2 separate regions of the Homo sapiens genome follow, and region 1 is linked to region 2. Evidence: read pairs that join two places in POLR2A ChIA-PET (ENCODE). Cell type or tissue: Panc1. All regions are shown on one strand. Each heading gives the region's core, and the rest is flanking DNA. Links, peaks and the distances in the headings are about the cores only.

Region 1 (11,585 bases), core at 189-8,188, 130 kb after region 2:
GAATGCTTATATTTCCTACAAAACTCATGTTAAAGCCCCAACCCCTAAAGTGATAGTATCTGAAGATGGGGACTTTGGGAGGTGATTAGGGTTAAATGCAGTCAGGGTGGGGCCCTGGGCCAAGGGGATTAATGCCCTTACAAGAAGAGACACCAGAGAGCTTGCTGTCATGCTCCCTGTCTCCCCAGGCACACACAAGAGGTCATGTGTGCACACAGTGAGATGGTGGTCACCTATAAGCCAGGAGAAGAGGCCTCAAAAAGAAATCTACCTTGCCAGCACCTTGATCTTAGACTTACCAGCCTCCAGAATTGTGAGAAGTAAATTTCTGTTCAGCCACCCAGCCTATGGTATTTTGTTACGGCAGCCCAAGCTAACTAATACACTCTATATTGGTAATATTAACTTTGTACAATGTCATCTTGTACCTGCAGTTGGGAGATCCTAAGCTAAAGATCTTCCATGGTTTACACTAGAGAAAGGCCTCTACCATCAGACAATTTGAAACAGCCTGAGAGATGACTGGAAGGTGATATTCCTTTAACAGAGAGAACCTAATAAATTTAGACAATTTCATCTGGATGGACAAGCTAGACAAGGCTGATCAAAACAGATAAAAATCCAAGAAATGTAGCTAACATGAATACGGACTTGTCTTCCAAGCATATTACCCTTAATGAATTAGGAGAGCTAACTTCACAAGGTCTTATATATTTTAGATAAATATATACTGGGCATGAAGTCATACTTAAAGGATTCCTAGATGAGGGTGATGACGGGAAATTTATGATGTGTGTTTAAAAGGGTTTCCTCCAACCTAGAGCACTAGGTAGGATGGGCTATCCAGTCAAAGGGGTAACATAATGGCTTATAAGATTTTTAAATAAAGTGCATATATATGTGTACACATATTTAAAAGATTACTTGCTATGTGATCTTAAATTACAGTTTCTCATTTGTAAAATGAAGGAAAGTTCCCTTCAGCTAAAATAATGAATTATTAGCTTGTATAAAACTGAAATTTGAGGGTCAAAGAGCAGAACCAAATAATTACGCAGCTGCTCCATCTAAATAACAGTTAACCAATTCTTAACAAAATGGTTGTCTTTTTTATCTAGACAATATAGTTAAAAGCCACTAATTCAGAGGCTAGTCTATCTGGAAAGTGAACTAGAAACATATATTACTGTTAAAGTTAGTGGGAAAACAAACTACATCTAAATTTGTGCCATAATTTTAAAGTATTTTTTTAATGTACTGTACTCTTATTCCTACCTAGTGCAATAATCTTTTATAATAAAAACTATATTCCTGGAATTTTTCTAAGTAAAAAAGTTTTCAAATTGGTATTTCAAAGATTCATTATGTTTAAGAAAAAAAGAAAAATCTTCATTTTGTAAAATGGGATTCGATCCAGTTACCCATAAAACAAGTACTACATTTCTAAAAGCTCTTTAAAAAAATCCAGAATAGTTAACTATCTTCTGGGACTTCAAGAATACAGTTCAGACTCCTAATAAAGCAATCACAGATCATGAAATTGAATTGCCTAAGTCCAAATCACAAATCCATCACTTACAACTGTAACTCTTAGCCTTTCTGTGCCTAATGAAACTTGTAAAATAAGGATAATAAGAGTACCCACCTAAAAATGTTGTGAAGGAGGGAGAGGGAAAGAAAAAAGAAGAAACAACTTGCCCTAAGTCACAGAACTAGGAGGCCAGAGGGTCAAAACATCTAATTCCCAAGTCTTTGTGCTTTATAATTATTATTATTTTTTGGCTAGGCTTCCTCAAAGCACGAGATGTGCTTCATCTTCTGAAGGATGTATTTATGTACAAGTGCAACTGGTGCAATCCTTCTTACTGTATCAGCCCCTCAAGTTAGTTCTCCTGAAACAAGGTAAATCGTCACCCAGTAAATACCTTGTAATTAGCAGAAATATTGCATTGATCAATTGCTTCTATTTTACAATGTAACAACATTTATAGAAACATTAATGTGGGACAGGTACTGTGCTGAGCCGGCACATTTGTTTCAGATGTTCATTCTGTTCTCAAAACTACCCTGTAAGGTAGGTACTACTGTTACCCCCATTTCACATACGAGAAAAGAGGCATTTAAATCATATCTAATTACAATACTACAAAAAACCTGCATTTTAAAACCATAGAACTTCTGCTTCTGGCTATGAGAGTAATTACAACAGACTAATTCTTCCAATATAAGCAACTAAAAATATGGGCAAAATACTAGAAGCAACTATCTTGAGACACTGGACAAGAGGCAGGACAGCAGTGTGAATCCTGAGAAAAGGGAAACCTGCAAGATGACTACGCTGCTTTCTGTCTGAAGGCACATTCTGGTCTACAGTACAGAGAGAAGCCTAAGAATACCGCACTCTTGCTAAGCTGAGGAGGCTGAGGAGTTGTCTGGAATTTGTGAGACAGGGTAACATACAAAGTAAAGCCTCACAGAAAAGGAGCTCCAAAAATCTGGATAGGGGTTCCTCTTAAACCTCTGGGTGAATACTACGCTGCATGTGCACAGCACAAGACTCGGCAAGGCCTAGCCAAGAAACCTATGGTAGAGCTGCAAATTAACTGGATTATATCGAAGGTCAGAAAGTGCTGAAGACCTGATCTAAAAATTCTGACCAGTCAGAAAGGAAAGATCTCTCTAAACACCTCAAGCAGGACTACTCTAAGCCTAAAGGATACTCTAGACCAAGAGTCAGCAAACCATGGCTCATGAGCCCATATTGTATTGGAACACAGCCACGCCCATTCACTTCTGTGCTGTCTATAACTACTTTTGCACAATAAAAACAGAGACGAACAGTTTAGACAAAGGCTGTATGGCCCACAAGCCTAAACTATTTACTCTAACTGGCCCTGTAAGTCTGCAGACCCCTACCTCTAGACCCACCCTAACTTTAAAATCAAAACTTGAAAGGATCAAAATGATTTTCCAGCAAATTAACTGCCTGCCAGAACAAAGTTAAAACCACCAAATCCATGACATGCAGTATAAAATAAATTAATGGACATGCAAAGCAGCAAGAAAATATGACCATAAATAAGAAAGAATAGCAAATATAAACAAACAAATAACGTAGACGTTGGATTCGCACTTTTTTTTTTTTGAGGCGGAGTCTTGCTCTGTCACCCAGGCTGGAGTACAGCGGGGCTATCTTGGCTCACTGCAACCTCCACCTCCCAGGTTCAAGCAATTATCCCACCTCAGCCTCTGAGTAGCTGGGATTACAGGTGTCTGCCATCACACCAAGCTAATTTTTGTGTTTTTAGTAGAGACGGGGTTCACTACGTTGGCCAAGCTGGTCTCAAACTCCTGACCTCAAGTGATCCGCCAGCCTCAGCTTCCCAAAGTGCTGGAATTACAAGTGTGAACTAACACACCTGGCCTGGATTAGCAAATATTAAAATGAAAATTAAAATAGCTATTAAGATATTAAGTACAGAAAAAGACAGACATATAGAGTAGACAGGGAATCTTGGTGGAGAAATATAGACTAAAGGACCAAATGGAGATGCTAGAATTGTAAATTATATTAACTGAAAATAATCACTAGATGAGCTTAAAGGCAGATTAGACAATACAGAAAAAAAGATTTATTGATAAACAAACTTAAAAAACAACAACAGAAAGTATCCAAACTGAAACACAACAAGGGAAAAGGGCAAGTGAAAAAAGGAACAGAGCCTCAGTGCTGAGAGACAATCAAGGAGTTAAAATACCTATAATTGCAGTCCCCTTAAAAAAAGCAACAGTGGCCAGGCATGGGAGCTCATGCCTGTAACCCCAACACTTTAGGAGGCCAAAGTGGGAGGACCACTTGAGGCCAGGAGTTGGGACACCAGTTTGGACAACACAGTGAGACCCTATCTCTACAAAAAACTTAAAAATTAGCCGGTGTAGTGGTGCACACGTGCAGTTCTAGCAACTCAGGAGGCTGAGATGGGAGGATCACTCAAGCCCAGGAGTTTGAGGCTGTAACAAGCCATGATCACGCCACTGCACTCCACCCTGGACAACACAGTTAAGACCCTGTCTCTTTAAAAAAGACTGAAGAAGTTAAAAAAAAAAAAAAAGAAAAAATGGCCTAAAATTGGACAGAAGTTGGCATTTTGAAAATACCAACCAACAGAGCCACAAAGCTCAATGTACTCCAAGCAGAATAAACACAACACCACAAAAAGGCACACCATAAGGGTCAAACTGAAAATCAAAGATAGAGACAACCCTAAAAACAGTCAGAGGAAAAAAGCAGGTAAACAACAATAAGAATGACCTCACCTCTCATTGATGTAATCCAAAAGGTAATGAACGCCTTTAAAGTTATGAAAAAACTGACAATCTAAAATTATATACAGATGATCCTCATTATTCATGGATTCCTTATTTGCTCATTTACCTGCTCACTAAATTTGTAGCCCCAAAATCCATACTTGCAGCACTTTCAGGACATGCAATGAGCAGAGCAGGCAAACCAGAGCGGGTCATCCAAAGTACAAGTTCCCAGCTGAGATGGAACAAGGTAACCCTACCGCCTTCTTGTTTCAGCTCTGCCACTGACTTCCCTGTTTCATATGGCCCTTAAGCACAGCGCTGACATGGTATCGAGTGTTTTTAACCACAAGAAGGCTATGATGTGCCTTACAGAGAAAACATATGTTAGATAATCTTCCTTCAGGCATAAATTATAGTGTTCTTGGCCATGAGTTCAATGTTAATGAATCAATAATACATATTAAATAAGATGTCTTTATTTTTTAATTGATATATAACAGTTGTTTTATATTTTGGTAGTACATATGATATTTTGATACCTATATGCAATGTGTAATGATCAAGTCAGAGTGACTGGGTTATATATCACCTCAAACATTTTTCTTTTCTTTGTGTTAGAAACATTACAATTCTTCTAGCTATTCTGAAATATAGAATAAATCATTAACTATAATTTCTCTACTGTACTATCAAATACTAGAACTTATTCCTTCTATCCAACTGTATTTTTGTACCCCAGGTGGCTTTAAATAGAAAAACACATAAAACAAGGTAATATACTGATTGGTTAACAAAAATATTATGACAAGAGGCTTACAGGAGCCAAGTCTGTATTTCCCCTAAGAACAATGATTCAGTATTTGCTAATTCCCTGTTTTTGGTGGCTATACAGAACATAGTGACAGCTTAAAAAAACAGAATTGGCTGTATTATTCAAAACATATTTTTTTAAATAACCAGGCATGGTGGCTCACACCTGTAATCTCAGGACCGTAGGAGGCTGGGGTAGGAGGATTGCTTGAGCCCTGGGGTACGAGACCAGCCCAGGCAACAAAGTGAGACCCCAACTCTCCAAAAAAATTAAAACATTAGCCAGGCACGGTAGCGTGTGCCTATAGTCCCACCTACTTGGGAGGCTGAGGTGGGAGGATCACTTGAGCCCAGGAGTTTGAGGCTGCAGTGGGTTATGATCAGGCCACTGGACTCCAGCCTGGGCAACAGAGTAAGACCTTATCTCTAAACGAACAAACAAAATATATAGAAAAAGTAAAGATTAATAAAGGTATCTTCAGATAAAAGCTGAAAACAGAAGCTGAAAGAATTTGTCACTAAGACACCTACAATACAAGAAATGTTAAATCAAGTTCTTCAGACTGAGAGAAAATGATATGAGATGTAAACTTTGATCTTTATGTAGGAATAAAGAATGGCAAAAATGGTAAATATATATGTAGATGTTGAATATACAGGTAGATGTTAATTTTTCTCATTTCTTAGTTTCTTCAAAGAATAACTTTCTGAAGCACAAATTATCACAAAATACAATAACTATAATACATTTAGAAGCAAAACTTATGACAATAAAAGCACAAAGGATGAAAATAGTATATGAAAGTATGTTTTATTACATGTGAAACATGTAAGGTGGTATAATATTCTTGCTATTTTATGATAAATTGAGAATGCATTCTGTAATCCCTAGAACAGCCTCTTAAAAAATAAAGAGGTACAGCTAAAACCCCAACAGAGGAGATAAATCTGAATATTATAAAATCCTTGATTAATCCAGAAGAAGAAACAAAAGAAGAAAATCAAAGAACCCAAAAAGCAGATGGGACAAAGAAAAAACAAAGACACACAACCACACACTATCAGTTAGGATACAGATGATTTAGGCCCCACTACCAATGAGCTAAACTGACTTTTATGGAACACTACAACCAACAATATAATACACATTCTTCTCAAGTACATATGGAACATTCACCAAGATAAAACATTTCCTGGGCTACAAAACAATCTCAATCTAAAACAAGTGAAATCATGCAGTCTATGTTCTACAATGAATTAAATCACCTAAAATATCCTCAAATGTTTAAAAACGAAACTACAGAATTCTAAATAATCCATGAATCAAAGAAAATAGGGGGAAAATTAAAGAAATTCTGAATCAAATGATCATGAAAATGTGTGGGATGCAGCAAAGTAATGCTTAGAGAGAAATGTATAGCTTTTAAATGCTTTTAGAAAAAAGGCTTAAAATCGAAGTGTAAAGCTTCCACTTTAAAAGAGCAAGTTAAATCCAAACAAGTAAAAGAAAATAAGTAGTAAAGAGCAGAAACCAATGATAGAAAACAGATTAAAAAAAAAAATCAATGAAACAAAAAGTTGCTTCCCTGAAAAGATCAACAGAATTGATAATCAACTAAAATGATCAAGACAGAGACTGAGAGACAGAGAGAGGAAGCAAGTATTGAAAATAAAAGAGGGACTGTTACTGTAGGTCCTAAAAACGTAAGAGAATATTATGCACACATTTATGACAATAAATTAGACAACTTAGATGAGTAGACAACTTCCTTGATGTCTACTTATCAAAATGAAAGACAAGTTTCTTTATACCCAGTCATCAAAATGAAATAGATGCATTCCTTGAAAGACACAAATCACCAAAACTGACACAAGCAGAAATCAAAAATCAGAATAGTCCTATGTGACTATACTTGTAACTTAAAACCCCCACGAAGAAAACTAATATAAAACATCTAATGAATAGTACCAACCTTACACAAACTCTTTGAGCATATAAAGGAAAAGCAAACACTTCCCATAAAATTTTTATAGATTTATGCATTAATACCAAAACCAGACAAGGATATAACACGAAAATTAAAATTAATTTATATAACAATATTCCTCATAACCACACATGCAAAAAATCTTCAATAAAATAGTAGCAGATTGAATCCAGCAACTCATAGAAAGTATAATCATCACCAAATGGGGTTTAATTCCAGGAAGGTGAGGTTGGTTTAACATTCAAAATCAAACAATAGGTCGCACGCAGTGGCTCATGCCTGTAATCCCAGCACTTTGGGAGGCTGAGGTGGGCAGATCACTTGAGGCCAAGAGTTTGAGACCAGCCTGGCCAACATGGTAAGACCCTGTCTCTACTAAAAATACAAAAATCACCCAGGTGTGGTGGCGTGCACCTGTAGTCCCAGCTACTCAGGAGGCTGAGGCACAAGAAACGCTTGAAACCAGGAGGCAGAGGTTGCAGTGAGCCAATATCGTGCCACTGCACTCCAGCCCAGGCAACAGAGCAAGACTGTCTCAAAAAAAAAAAAAAAAAAAAAAAAATTAAAAAAATTTAAAAAGTTTTTTTAAATCATATAATGAAATTCACTATAGTAACAACAGCCCGAAAAGGAAAAACCATATGATCATCTCAACAAATGTCAAAAACTTATCTGACAAATTTCAACACCTGTTATCATAAAAACTATCAGCAAACTAGGAATAGAAGGAAGCTTTCTCAACCTAAGAGTCAGGATATCTAGGAAAAATATGCAGCTAACATCATACTTAAAGGTGAAAGACTAATGCATTCACTCAAGATTCTGTGTTAAACAAGCAATCTACCAGGCTTCTCGTAAAGATCTGAAGAGAAAAGTAAAACTATCTTAACTTACAGACAACAGGACTGTATAGTTGGAAAATCCTAAGGATTCAAAATAAAATAACCCTACCAAAGCTAGTAGTGAATTTATAAGGATACAGGATAGATGCAAAGACAGTACACAAAACTTAACTCTATTTCCATACAGTAGCAACAAAGAGAAAATGAAAATATTTTCTAAATATCACTCACTGTAACAAAAAAACATAAAATATTTAGGCATAAATTTGACAAGAGATGCACAAAACTGCTATACTGAAACACACTGCTGAGAGAAATTACAGATGATCTAAACAACAGAGATATCACATTCATGGGTTGAAAGATATAATATTGTTGAGTGTCAGGAAACAGTTCTCTATGAGTATATTGTGTTTTTACACATCTTCCCTTTGTTCCTATCTTTTAAAAACATTTGTATTGTGAACAGCCTTGGAAAACAGGGACAGTTTCTTCTTCTTCAGCAACTAGCAGCCATGCTTATTATATGACACAAAAGATTTGTTTCCCTAAGCTTAAGATTTCTGTCTATAATACAACCTGCTACAGGTGCAGATCTCACTCAGCCATCTCAGTGTTGCTCCATGTGAAATGGAGCTGAGGGAACTGGCACAAGAAAATGCTAATATTCTGGCTACTGTCATTGCTGTGAGTAATAAAGTCCTCTGCCTCTGACCCAGGCATCTTATATCCTCTGCCAGCATCCATGAAACTATGACAGGCTAACTTGTTACCTTTGAAGTAGTGTAAAATCTCAAATCCTAAGACGTCACTTATCCCCCCTACTAATCTCTAGATTCAATGCAATCCCAATCAAATTCATAACAGGCATTTTATAGAAATGAACAAGCTGATTCTGAAATTTATGCAGAAATACTAAGGGACCTAGAAGACACAAAACAATTTTGAAAAAAGATCAAACTTGCAGTCATACTACTTAATTTTACGACTTGCTATAAAACTACAATAATCAAGTATTGGCATAAGGATAGACAAATCAGTAGAACAAAATAGATATATATAAATAGACACACTTCATATGGTCAATTTCTTTTCCCAAAGGCACCAAAGCAATTCAATAGAAAGAGAAAAATATTTTCAAAAAACTCTGCTGGGAAAACTGCTTATTATATGTATGGAAAAGAAACAAATAAATCTGGATCTATGGTAACTCATACCATAGACAAAAACTACCTCAAAACGGATCAAGACAAACAAAAGCTAAAACTATCAAGCTTCTAGAAGAAACCAAAGTGTCTTCACAATCCTGGAAGGAGGCAAAGATGTCTTAGACATCACAAAGAAAGCACTAACCATGAAAGAAAAAGTAATTATGACTTCTCAAAATTAAAAATTTATACTCATCAAAAGAATCAATAAAATTAATAGGCAAGCTACAGACTAGGAGAATATATTCACAACACATGTATCAGACCAAAGATTTGTATTCATAATATATAGAGAGAACTCTTACAAATATGTAGGAAAAAAAAAGGCATACAACACAATTTAAGAATGGGCAAATTACTTGAACAGACACTTCACCAAAGAAAACACACACAAAGGACATGTAAAAGTCCTCTAATTCATTAGTCCCTAGGGAAATCTAGATTAAGACCACAATGAGGAACCACTACATAACCACTAAAATGGTTAGAATTTAAAAAACTGACAATATCAAATGTTGGTGAAAACGTAAAGCCACCAGAATTCTCACACATTGCTGGTGGAAGTGGTTGGGGGAACAGTTAAGCAACTTCTTATAAAGTTAAATATATAGTTACCCCATGACTCAGCAATTCTACTCTCAAGTATTTACCTAAGAGAAATGAAAATATATGCATACAAAAATGTCTATGTAAGAATGTTCACAGCATTTTGTTCATAGTAGCCAAAAACTATAATCCAAACATCCAACGAGTGAATACATAATTAAACTGTGCTATTCTTAGCATGGAATACCACTCAGCAGTTAAAAGGAACAAATTACTGATACCTGCAGCATCATTAGTAAGTCTTAAAAGCATCATGCTGAATGCAAGTAGCCAAGCACAAAATGTATGATTCCATTCATATGATTGATGCTTTAAAATACGTAAAACTAATCTATGATGAAAGAAATCAAAACAGTAGTTGTTTGGGATTGGTGTTGCGGGTAGGAACCAGAGCAAAGAATTGAAGGACTGACTGCTAAGGACCCAAGAGATCTTTCTAGGATGATAGAAATGTTCTATATCTTGTCAGAGGTGTGGATAAACTAATGTACGCATTTGTCAAAATGTAAAACTGTTGAAACTTAAAATTTATGCATTTTACTGCATGTAAATTATATCTTAATAAAAACATTAAGGTGAAAAAGGTGTATGGGCATTCTTCAACAAATAAATTGCAGAGAGAGAGAGACCACAAGCAAGGGAGAACTCATCGATAGATTAAAAGACTAATAAATCAAATTGATCTATTGTAATATGTGGACCTTACTCGAATTCTGATTCTAACTGTAAAAATAAAAAGAAAGAAAGAAAGACCATTTATGACATTCAGTAAATAATAGTCAATGTGAGGCCAGGCGCGCTCGCTCACACCAGCACTTTGGGGGGCCGAGGCAGGTGAATCACCTGAGGTCAGGAATTCGAGACCAGCCTGCCCAATATGGTGAAACCCCATCTCTACTAAAAATACAAAAATTAGCCAGGTGTAGTGTTGGGTGCCTGTAATCACAGCTACTCGGAGACTGAGGCAGGAGAATCACTTGAACCCAGGAGGTGGAGGTTGCAGTGAGCCAAACTTACACCACTGCACTCCAGCCTGGGTGACAAGAGTGAAACTCCATCTCTAAATAAATAAATGGAAATGTGAACATTAGCTGGATGCTTGATACTAATTCTATTGTATTGAAGACATTTTAACCGTAGTTTTACCCTCAACTCTTTTAGTATTCCATTAAAATATATACATGTTTGAGTCTATCAATCTTAAACTTAACCATATCCCCTGCAACATATTTCATTAACAAAATTTTAATAAGGGAACAAGAGTAAGTTTGGTTGATGAGAGAGGGTAAATGAGAAGGTATGTTGTAGGTGGCAGTTTCTCAGTCCTTGTTCAAAAGTGATGTCTTATAGCCCTAATCCTTATGGCAGATCTCTGTGCAGTACATATAGCCTATAAAATATAATGAAATACTAACTTGATCTTCTATATTCTGATTTTCAATAATTCACCTATGCAAGCAAAAGCATCTAACAAAGTTTTTATCAAGTTATTTTATATAAAATTTGGTTTTTATACAAAATTAAAATATCAGAATTTGATAAAATAAAACTTTCCATAATTTAACAATGATGTTGATGAATTGAGACTGAAGTTCTAGACTATGAAAGGGATTTATAACACAGATACAAGCATCTTTGGTAACCTCTTCAGAAGAGAATAAATAAAAGTAAATTCCCTTATTTTCTGAGATCAAAACCTCTAGTAGCTTAAAAAAAAAAAGTTGTAACACTTTTAGGTCACCTCCATCTACGGTTGTCAGGGCACTGAGATAAATGAACTCAATAATGGCACCTTCCATTTAGGCGAGTTTATAAATCAA
Region 2 (11,585 bases), core at 1,875-9,874:
TAATAGCTTTCCTTTTCACTCTCAAACGTGTCTTGGTCTGTACGATAGATTGTGATTAACCTAATCTTGATGATGCTCTTCAAGGGCAGGCTTGTATTTTCATTGTCTCAGTACTGGCACGTCAGTTTTGAGCATGAACACAGCTTTCAGCATACCATGAACAGAGGAGTTGGTAAAGAGGCTCGGTATTAAATGCCCTGGCACAAGGCCACCTGGCTGTCCTATCCCTGGGGTGTGCTTACAACGCTCGACAATAAGAATGGTGGCAGAGGGTAGGCATGTTCTTGAATCAGTTTCCTTTTAGACATACCTTTGCAAAGTCCATGCTCCTGATTCAGAAATGTCTTTGTGACCCTACAAAGGAGTAGAGAACATGGTTCATGGAGCACCATCACCCTAGTGCCAATTAGTTTTCCAGAAACCCCTTGGGAGAATGTTCAGATTCCATTCTTCGCGTGACAGAAGAGGCAAGAACAACATCTTTCACCTCTAGAGTTATACATTACAATCCGTGGATCAGAGAATTGGAGCAACTAAAAGAATGAGGTCCTCTAAAGCAAGTTGTATGTAAGGCTTAATATTTAAAAAAAATGGTTTCTGGAAATTTTATTATAGAACTCCTATTCTTAAATATTACCTCTTTTCTTCGAAGCAAAGATACTGGTCCTATTAACCCTATACTCCTTTTCTCCATTTACCCCACTTATTTTTTGGAAACCCCAGGTATTTAAATACTCATAAATGAATGAATAAACCTCATGGAAGTTGAAAATGTATTTTTGATATTATGATCTTTTTCCTTGGACTTGGGGAGAAGAGATACTTAATTTTATTTTCTTGAGACAGGGTCTCCCTCTGTCATCCAGTCTGGAGTGCCATGGCATGATCACTGCTCACTGCACCCTCCACCTCCAAAGCTCAAGTGATCCTTCCACCTTGCCTCCTGAGTAGTTGGAATTACAGGCATGTGCCACTATTCCTGGCTAATTTTTGTATTTTTTGTAGAGATGGGATTTTGCTGCGTTGCCCAGGCTGGTCTTGAACTCCAGGGCTCAAGCAATCCACCTGCCTTGGCCTCCCAAGGTGCTGGGATTACAGGCATAAGCCACTGCACCTAGCTTATTTCTTTACTTTTTGTACAGGGTGGGTTTCGCCTCTACAAAAAATAACTTTTCAACTAATTTTTAACCTACGGAATGTGGCCCAGACTGGTCTCGAACTCCTGGGCTCAAGAGTTCCACCTGCCTCGACCTTCCAAAGTGCTGGGATTACAGGCATGAGCTGCTGCGCCCAGACAAGAGGTGTCTTAAATTAGGAAGTTTTAGTTCTCACAAGTGTAGTGTCAATTTAAAGGCAGTCACGTGTCCATACATAATGCACATCATCAGATTTCTTCATCTTTTCATGTGGTTTGCTTGACAGTGAAGTTTTGGATAATAAGTGTTTTTTGTGGATTCTTCTGTAGGTGGAAGATGCTGTGCCTTTTCCCCTGATGGGAAAGCCTTAGCGGTTGGCTTGAACGATGGGAGTTTCCTGGTGGTAAATGCTGACACTGTTGAAGACATGGTCTCTTTCCATCACAGAAAAGAAATGATCTCTGATATTAAGTTTTCAAAAGGTGAAGATGACAGCAGATACTTTTTAAAATAGCACAGTCTTGGGACAAAAAATTACAAGAATGAACTATTTCAAATGTTTCTTTGACCATTTTCCCACTTTTAAAATACTAAGTTCCTGGAAGTAAATTCCTATATAAAATGCTTCGATGTTAACCCCACATTTTTCTTAACAGATACGGGAAAATACCTTGCCGTGGCATCCCATGATAACTTTGTGGATATTTACAACGTACTTACAAGCAAAAGGGTTGGCATCTGTAAAGGTGCTTCTAGTTATATTACACACATTGACTGGGACTCTAGAGGTAAAGTATGTTGTGGCTTTTAAAATAGAATTTCTGTGTTTAAAAAATGTCCATTTATGCATTGTTTCTAGAGAGAATGGCAGTTGAGTGTTAGAAATGGGAAAGGGGAATCCCACAACAATATAAACGACTGTAATTTTACAACCCAGAGGCAGCTGCTGCTAACATTTTGAATACTTTTTCCATCTTTTTACGCTTAGGATGATTATTGTCACTATTGATTCAAGCCATTGAGTTTTAAGACAGTTAAAGATACATGATGCCTTTTGTTATCATAGCAAGCCACCACCTCACCTTTAGTTGGGAGTGCTTTCTCCTTGTCTTGGGTCCCCTCATCCTCCTCCTGGCTGGTTTCCCTTTTCCACCCAAAGCTCCACCTCTTGGAGAACCGCCCAAAAAGGCTCAAGCAAATTTCCTCCTCCAGCAGAGGTAGAAATCTACATTCAGCCTGCCTAAAATTTCTCTGCTCTATAAAACTCCCAACCTACTCCTACCTCCTCCAAGTCATGCCCACAAATGCCATGAGGATTTGTCTATTTAATAACTCTAGCTTTTATGGTGTTGCATAGTCTTAAGCTAGCAAATGTGGAGGCTCTGGAAGTGAGTAAGACATGGTTTCTGCTCCCTGTGGAGTTTATAATTGAGTGAGGGAGATACTTATCCATAAATAATACAAGAGCACAAAATGGGTACCGTGTGAGTAAGCAGTGGTGAGTCACAAGGGAAGTGGTGAGCAGGGACTCCGAATGGGCCACGGCAGCATTCAGTACCCAGGGTGGAACATTGCACTATAGGGTGAGTCACTCGTAAATCCTATCCTCAAGACTCGGCTGATGTTGAGAGTCTGGAGCGGGTACTTGGGAATGGACAGCATTCCCACCTTCAGAGACGTTGTAGTCCACTGTGGTAGAGAAGCACCAAGCCCAATGTATGCTCTGAGGGAAAGCTCCTTGGAGGTAATCCATGGAGCCTCTGTAGAAGGGAGTGACCTTTGAGGTTGATCTTGAGAGATAAGGAGAAATCCACCAGATAGCGCTATCAAGGAAGAGCCATTCCAGGCAAAAGGAATATGGCATATGAAGAGTGAAGGTGGGAAGAACCAGGGGGTGATGAAGAAATAGAAGTGCTCAGTGGCTGAGGGTGTGAAGGGAGGGGAATGTGGAGACACAGGCTGGGATAGAGCAGAACTTTCATGCTGAACTGTGTACTTGTAGGCACTATGTAACTCTGAGGGATCTAGCGTGGGGCATTCCCTCCCATCTTGGGGAGAAGAAGTGAGCCTGGAGTTGGAGCAATCAAATTAATCAGGAGAACGATGATGAAGGCCTCTGCCAAAAAGGTTATTTCAGAGTATTTCTTGGAGTAGTGGCCATAGACCAGGACTTGGAAACCCTTCTGCCTGGCAGGTATTTAGTTGTAACTATACTTGCCACACTGGAATTTGGACTTTATTTCAGCTTTACAACATTCAGGAGTTTTATACGGTGCAGTAGATAGAGAAAAAAGCATGTGATGCATTGCATTTATAAAAGGTACAAGTCCCAACAAGGGCAAAGGGAGATCAGATAAGTCTGTTTCGCTTTCATGTCAGGGCAGTGCTGGCCAGACAAAGTGCCGAGGGCTTTGACCGGCATTTATGACCAGGCAGGGCACTGTGACTTTATCTAGGAACTGGTGAGGCCGATGAAAGCAGCTGCTTCTCAGACCCTTCTTTGATATTCTCTGCTTTTTTTTTTAAAGCAGTGATTTCTCCCTATTTATTATCTTGCTATTCTCTTGCCAGGTAGAATAGGGTCTGATTAACTTTATTTAGAATCCGACACACACACACACACACACACACACACACACACACACACACACACACACACACACAAAATACCTGATACAATACGTGAAATCCCACCACTCAATGACTATTAGGGATTAAAACCCATTATTGTTTCTATTACGGAGTGAAGAGTCCAGAGAAAAGAGGGTATATATAGAGTAAATTTTGACTGGGAAGATTTCTTAATTATTTTGAATTGTGAAGTACACATAACAAAAATGTACCATTTTAATCATTTTTTAAGTGTACAGTTCAAGGACGTTAAAAACATTGACACTGTTGTGCAACCATCACTGCCCCCATCTCAGAATTCTTTTCATCTTGTAATACTGATGACATTCCCATTAAATGATAACTTTTCATTTCCCCAACACCTGGCATCTACCATTTTACTTTCTGTCTCTATGAATGTAACCACTCTAGGTACCTCGTATAAGTGGAAGCATACAGTATTTGTCTTTCTATAATGGGCTTATTCCACTTAGCATAATGTTCTCAAGATTCCTCCATGTTGTAGCATGTGTCAGAATTTCCTTACTTTAAAGACTGAATGTTTAATTTTATGTATAGACTGTATTTTGCTTATCTATTTGTTGAGGGGCACCTGTGTGGCTGCCACATTTCAGCCACTGTGAGTGATGCTGCTATGAACATGGATGTACAAATATATCTTCAAAACCCTGCTTTCAAGTATTTGAGGTATATGCCCAAGGGTGTAATTGCTGAATCATATGGTAGTTCTATTTTTAACTTTTTGAGGAATTACTATACTGTTTTCCATAGCAGCTCTACCATTTTATATTCCCACCAGTTGTACACAAGGGTTCAAATCTCTCCACATCTTTGCCAAAGCTTATTTTATGTGTTTATTTTGATAATAGCTGTCCTAATGGATATGAAGTGTATCTCATTTTGGGTTTCATTTGCGTTTAGGGAGTTTGTTTGTTCTTAATTCTGCAAATGTATAGGCCCTGTGTCAGATGGTGGGGATATAAAGAGAAGTAAGTCCCAGATAGAAAGCACAAGATCTCGGCCAGGATCAGGGGGATGCTGCTGTGGAGGGGCCTGGGGGAAGGTCTGTGTAAAGTCCCTCGATATGGAGCCATCACTTGGTGGAAAGAGAAGCAAACCTCCCTATTTCCATAATCTTGCCCAAGGCCAGCCTCTTAGAGCTCAGGATGCTGAGGGAGGCTCCTGGGAATGAGCAGGAGAGGAGTGGAGTCAAAGGTCTTTGAAAAGCCACCATGCTTCTCATTGTAAGGGTCCCTGCAGGCAGGTGAGGGGGTCAGACCAAGTGCTTTCTGTGGATTGAGAGTAGTAGAGACACTTCTGATTTTTAGGGAGGAATTACACCATCTGGAGAATAAGAGCAAGAATACCTGTGAATCTTCCTTGATCTAACTCCACTAGCCATGAGACATGTGTCATCCTGATATTCCTGCATTCCCAACACCTCAGTCCCCAAAATGCCTGATCTCGAGAATGTGCCATGCTGCCTCAAGACCAGCCTAGCTTTCACAGCAGGGGCCTCCAGAGTCTGGCAAGGTTGAGAGCAGAATTTAGAAGCAGGGTTCTGTTTCATGCCTTTGATCCTGTCGAAAATAGTGAAAGCATTTGCCAGAGCCAGCTGGCTTCTCAGGGTGGGGGATGGCACAGCCGCCAGCCTCAGCAGCCTCTTGTGCCCATGGCAACTACAGGTCCTTGGAAAACCAAAAAGTGCACTGGGCTTTTGCAGGAACATCAGCTACCCCTGAATGAAAGCTCCAGCATGGAATGCTTGAGAAAGAAAAAATGTATGGAGGGAGAGAAAACATAGAAAGGGTATTTTCTAAATGCTACAAGTTCATTTCTAGAAATATCAGGCTATAACATCCTTTACAAATTAACAATTTGAAGGCTGGGTGCGGTGGCTCACACCTGTATTCTCAGCACTTTGGGAGGCTGAGGTGGGTGACCTGAGGTGAGGAGTTTGAGGCCAGCCTGGCCAAAATGGTGAAACCCTATCTCTACTAAAATTACAAAAATCAGCCAGGTGTGGTGGCGGGCGCCTGTAATCCCAGCTACTTGGGAGGCTGAGGCCAGGAGAATCGCTTGAACCGGGAGGCAGAGGTTGCAGGGAGCTGAGATGGCACCACTGAACTCCAGCCTGGGTAACAGAGCGAGACTATGTCTCAAAAAGTAATAATAAAAATGACAATTTGAGCCATAATAGGACATTTCATTCCCATTTTTGTTGCAGATGGCCTGATACTTGGTATATTTAGTACCAGTTGTTAGAATTATTCTAACTTGTAAATTATATAGCAGCTGGGATGATGTATGTGGATCACTTTGTGGGCTGCAAAGCTCTATGGTACCCGCAAGATGTGTGATGTAAGGACATGGGTGTCTTTCAGTTTTTAATCTGTGTGAGCAGATATTTCCAGTGAATAAAAATGTGATTCTGAAAGGATTACTGTTATTCAAGAGCAATTATAAATGCAAACAGAGTTTTTGTTCTTGCTTCTGCTCCTCATCCTCAGAATATGTCAGTGGTGAGACAGATAGATTAGATAGATTAGATAGATTAGATAGATAGATAGATAGATAGATAGATAGATAGATAGATAGATAAGATAGATAGATAGATAGATAGATAGATAGATAGATAGATAGATAGATAGATAGATATCACAGCAGGCAGAGAGAAAAAGGAGTGGTGACCTAAATATTTCCTCATGCTTAAGAAACATGTATTAGCAGCAGTAAAGAAAATTTTGGTTTTAAAAAAATACCCTTAATTATTCCTTTCTAATAGAAGAATAGCTTTTTGGTTTGGTTTTTTCTTCTTGACATCCTTGATTGCAAAGAACAGAAACCCACTCAAACCAGCTTAAACTTTTTTTTTTTTTTTTGAGACAGGGTCCCACTCTGTCACCCAGGTTGGAGTGCTGTGGTGCAATCTCAGATCACTGCAATCTGTGCCTCCTGTGCTCAAGAGATCCTCTCACATCAGCTTCCCAAGCAGCTGAGACCACAGGTGCCTGCCACCATGCCCGGCTAATTTTTTTTCTGTATTTTTAGTAGATATGGGGTTTCACCATGTTGCCCAGGCTGGAAACCAGCTTAAATTTTAAAGTAATAATAACAGATGAGTTTATTGGAAAGATACGGAGATATTTTATAGAATCCAAGAGCAGGAAAGAACACCTGCCAAGGAACTGAGTTTAGCAATGAACTAGAAAACGCACAGGAACCAAGCAAGCAGTTCCTCTCCCCTCCTCTCCCACTCTTAGGCAGCTAGTTTCAGCATCCACTGCTCTTCTGGGTCTTATCTCTGCCTTTGACCCCTCTCTCTGCACAAGCAGCCTTTCTCTACTTCATCTGCACATGGCCCAGCCTCGGCTGCCCCAAAATGCCACCCACAGGCCCAAAGTCCACATCTCATCCCTGTAGGCACCAACTGATTCAGCCTCTCAGATTCCAGTTTACCAAGAGAGAACTTTGATTACCCAGCCCAGTGTGAGCCTGGCCCCTCCAGGATCAACATCTGCCCGCAGAGTATAAACATGACCGCGGGGGCAGTTCTCGGGGAAGGGGCATGTGCTAGATAGGGGACCCTACAAGCTGTCTACAATGCTACACAGCACTTACGGTACTTGTCTATGTGTTTAGATTCTCGAATATTTTTGCAATCATAAATTACTTCACTGAGAGATTTTTCTCATTTTTGGTTTTAAGTGAAGTATGATCTTTGAAACTATGGTGTAAAGTGAGTTGTTGGGATTTATCTGAGGATTACAGTCCTCTGAATTATCTTAGTATCTCATGGCCAAATATCATCTAAAATTAGCCATATTCAAAGAATGTGTTCACTGAATAACCGTCCACGTGCTTTGTCATTTGCAATCACTCTTGAGTGTCCTAAAAATAGAATTACTTTACAGATGTATTTAGTTCATCGGAAAAGTATTGGTTACTCATTTTCTTATAATTCTAAATAGTCAAAGATAACTAACTCCCTTTTTTCTTTTCTCACTTACATATATTCAGCCATAAAGTCAGAAGATGTGCCCATTTCAGGGTACACATTTTCAGATATATTTGCTCAAGTCAAGGAAAAATCCCCTAATCACTGTGTTATAATTCACCAAATTAGAAATGATTAAAGTTGTCAGTTTGGAAATGAGAGAACCTTATTTTTAGTCAGGTAGAAGTAGATCTACAACTTCTTAAGATTAGCCAAGCTAGGCTGAGCATGGTGGCTCATGCCATATAATCCCAGCACTTTGGGAGGCCGAGGTGGGCAGATCACCTGAGGTCAGGAGTTCAAGACCACCCTGGCCAACATGATGACTCTCTGTCTCTACTAAAAAATAGAATTAGCCAAGTGTGGTGGTGGGTGCCTGTAATCCCAGCTACTCAGAAGGCTGAGGCAAGAGAATCGCTTGAACTTGAGAGGCAGAGGTTGCAGTGAGCCAAGATTACACCACTGCCCACTGCACTCCAGCATGGGTGACAGAGCGAGACTCCATCTCAAAAAAAAAAAAAAAAAAAAAAGATTAGCCAAGCTAGATTTCAGATCAAGGTGGTGCCTATTTAAATGCTAAAGAACACGATCTAAACCAAAAAGTTCTTATTTTGGTATTATTTTTCTAAGAAAGATATTTCAAAACTACTAGATATACATAGTTATGGGAAAAAACAAAAGGAGAAATATTATGTATATGTATACTGAATTATTTATAGGTGAAATATTATGACGTCTGAAATTTGCTTCAAAATAATCTAGGGTGGAGGTTCATGAAACAGGGTTGGCCATGTGTTAATAGCTGTTGAGGCTGGACAGTGGGCATACAGGGGTTCTTTATACTCTTCTTCTATACATGTTTGAAACTTTCCATAATATTTAAAAAATGGCAAAAATACTGGAACATAAATACCTTGAGTCATTTACATTTTAAGCCTTACAAGATTGTTGCCATTGTAGGAGGAGAATTAGGAAATCTAACCTTTTTCAACGTCAAATCCAAGATTATAATTGTACATCAGACTGAAAGACTATTTTTGCCCAACATTTTCCTTGGGGAAAGTCCTGGATTTCTTTTCAAATGTTCAAGTAAGACCAGAGGGTGGGGAAGGAATGAGCATTTATAGTTTGTGTGTTCTGTTTCTAAACTTTAAAGGCAAATTTAGAACTCAGTCCTAAGTAAATGTGAATGCTCACAGTAAGTGTTTTATTTCTAATTGCCATAATCTTCCAATGACATAATTCTTGCCAACACAGTTTGCTGAGAGGCAACTGGGAAAAACAGGGGGAAAACTGATTTTTCTCAGGCTTTGGAAAACTATATTTTCAGTGCAGCATATCAATAAAACATATCAAGCTTTATTCTTCTGTTATTTGAAGGATGTTGAAGATCAAATATTATGAAGTCCATATTCTAAAAATCACAGCTTTGGGGTTTGTACCACATCATGTAATTGGCTGTACATGCCCTTCTGAATAATTCAAAATGTATTTACTCAATTTGTGAGACTTTGATTAAAATGAATCAAAATAGCACCCATGCTTCTCATTTTATAATAAAGAGATAAAGTCAGATTTTAATTATCTCTCTACTTCGTTCTGTCGTAACAGGAAAATTATTGCAAGTGAATTCAGGTGCCAGAGAACAACTTTTTTTTGAAGCTCCAAGAGGCAAACGGCATATAATAAGACCTTCAGAGGTAATAATCATACACAAAGATTTTTAAAGATATTTTGTGAAGATTTAATATGTGCATTTTAATAAAACCTATCACGTTAACCACTAATATGGGTTATATTTACTATACCTTTAAGTTTGATCGTGTCTTCAATCTGATTGCTTAATCTGGTTTCCAGGTTCCCAGAACATATGGATTTATCACACCACTGGTGTAGCAATGTACAGTTGGTGCTCTGCTTAATTTTTCTCTGCCTGAAGACAATGAATAAGCTAGCAATTTGGATGTTATATATTCCTTTTTCCATTTGACATGTCATTTTGTGCAAAGCTTTTTATGAACATATATTTTGAAACATGTTTTCTCAATGGTTATTTGTAATTATGAACATTATTATCTATAACAACAGAATTTTTTTTTTTTTTTGAGGTGGAGTCTTGCTCTTTTGCCCAGGCTGGAGTGCAGGGGCACCATCTTGGCTCACTGCAACCTCCCCCTCCCAGGTTAATGTGATTCTCCCACCACAGCCTCCCTAATAGCTGGGATCATAGGCATCTGCCACCACACCCAGCTAATTTTTTTATTTTATTTTTTTAGTAGAGATGGGGTTTCCCCATGTTGGCCAGGCTGGTCTCGAACTCCTAACCTCAGGTGATCCGCCCACGTCAGCCTCCCAAAGTGCTGGGATTACAGACGTGAGCCACCGTGTCCAGCCTGGAAATTATTTTTTGAGACAAAAACAATCTGCAATCTGACCATTGTATTGTATCAAACTGTTTTCTTTTTTCCATGTTTCCTCATGTCCTTAGCTACATACACGATTTTTTAGTTGCTGAAATCAAAGCCTAGATAAAATTTTTGAATCCCTAAACTAACACCTCTTGAAAGCTAGATGGCTTTTGTAGATGCGTACCTCTTTCAGGGTGTACACATAATGAGCCCTGGTCTAACTGTTGATGAGGATGAGGAAATATTGCTTCCTTAGAGGAAAAGGAGGTAAGGGTATGCCACTGAGTGGCAGGCATCTGCCTCTCCCTCGCTTCAGTTTGCCAGTATCTTAAACTGTCCCAGTATTGTAAGGTTCTCCCTAAGACATTTGGACACGTGTACATTTGCATTGTCATTGTTTGTAAAGGAAGTATATGTGTAGTACTTAAAAAATATACATCGTTATAGATCATGGCATTGTATTAATGGAAACTGTTCACTGAGAAATTTGATCTCACTCCCCTCCCCAATTCCAATTTATTTGTCTCTGATCCGTCCTCTTTTTAACTTTTTTATATGGAGAAACTTATGGCCTTGAGTAAGAGGTATTTTTAATTACGTCCTTCATTCACTGGTAATTTGTTGACTGCCAGATACTTTATACACCTTTATTTTTAATTTTAATTTCAGCTTTGATTTTAGATTCGGGGATACATGCATAGGTTTGTTTCATGGGTCTGTTGTATGACACTGAGGACTGGCATACAAATTATTGCATCACCCAGGTAGAGAGCACAGTACCTAGTAGATAGTGTTTCAGCCTTTGCCACCTCCTCTCTCTGCCCCCCAGGAATCCCCAGTATCTGTTGTTCCCACCTTCCTGTCTGTGTGTACCCAATGCTTTATTCCCACTCGTGAGAACATGTGGTATTTGGTATTCTGTTCCTGCGTTAATTCTCTTAATATAATGGCTTCTAGCTACATCCATGTTGCTGCAAAGAACATTATTTCATTATTTTTTATGGCTGCATAGTATTCTATGGTATATATGTACCACATTTCCTTTATCCAGTTGGTCACTGATGGGCATCTTGGTTGATTCCATAGCTTTGCTATTGTGAATAGTGCTGCAATGAATATATGAGTACATGTGTCTTTTTGGTAGAACAATTCCTTTTCTTTGGGGTATGTACCCAGTAATGGTATTGCTGAGTAGAATGGTAATTCTTTTTTAAGTTCTTTGAGAAATCTCCAAACTGCTTTCCACAGAGGCTAAACTAATTTACATTCCCACCAACAGTGAATAAGCATTCCCTTTACTCTTCAGCCTTGCCAGATTCTGTTTTTTTTTTTTTTTTTTTTACTTTTAATAATAGCCATTCTGAAGGGTGTGAGACAGCATCTTGTGGTTTTGATTAGCATTTCTCCAATGAT

What was found. ChIA-PET counts read pairs that join two places held together with the same protein. Peaks named below come from ENCODE experiments on the same cell type or tissue, not always from the same donor. Only the 100,000 strongest peaks of a DNase experiment are listed, where the experiment ranks them.
Region 1: POLR2A ChIA-PET joins it to region 2 with 14 read pairs; 9 of 35 experiments call an interaction of 5 or more read pairs at or near these places.

What each region holds. Positions count from the first base shown.
Region 1 is chr2:55,028,954-55,040,538 of GRCh38, forward strand. All of the region lies in intron 1 of RTN4 (reticulon 4), which reads right to left. Among named protein-coding and RNA genes, the nearest start is that of RTN4, 16 kb to the right of the region's middle. RefSeq lists an enhancer at 4,692-4,741. In Panc1, for the core only: no CTCF peak of the experiment used is centred there; no DNase peak of the experiment used is centred there; H3K27ac peaks cover 573 bases.
Region 2 is chr2:54,901,579-54,913,163 of GRCh38, forward strand. It overlaps EML6 (EMAP like 6), which reads left to right. Exons shown (of 42, transcript NM_001039753.4): 23 at 1,466-1,618; 24 at 1,793-1,924; 25 at 9,376-9,464. Among named protein-coding and RNA genes, the nearest start is that of RTN4, 140 kb to the right of the region's middle. RefSeq lists an enhancer at 2,058-3,257. In Panc1, for the core only: no CTCF peak of the experiment used is centred there; a DNase peak (open chromatin) is centred at 2,643; H3K4me3 peaks cover 1,301 bases; H3K27ac peaks cover 6,222 bases.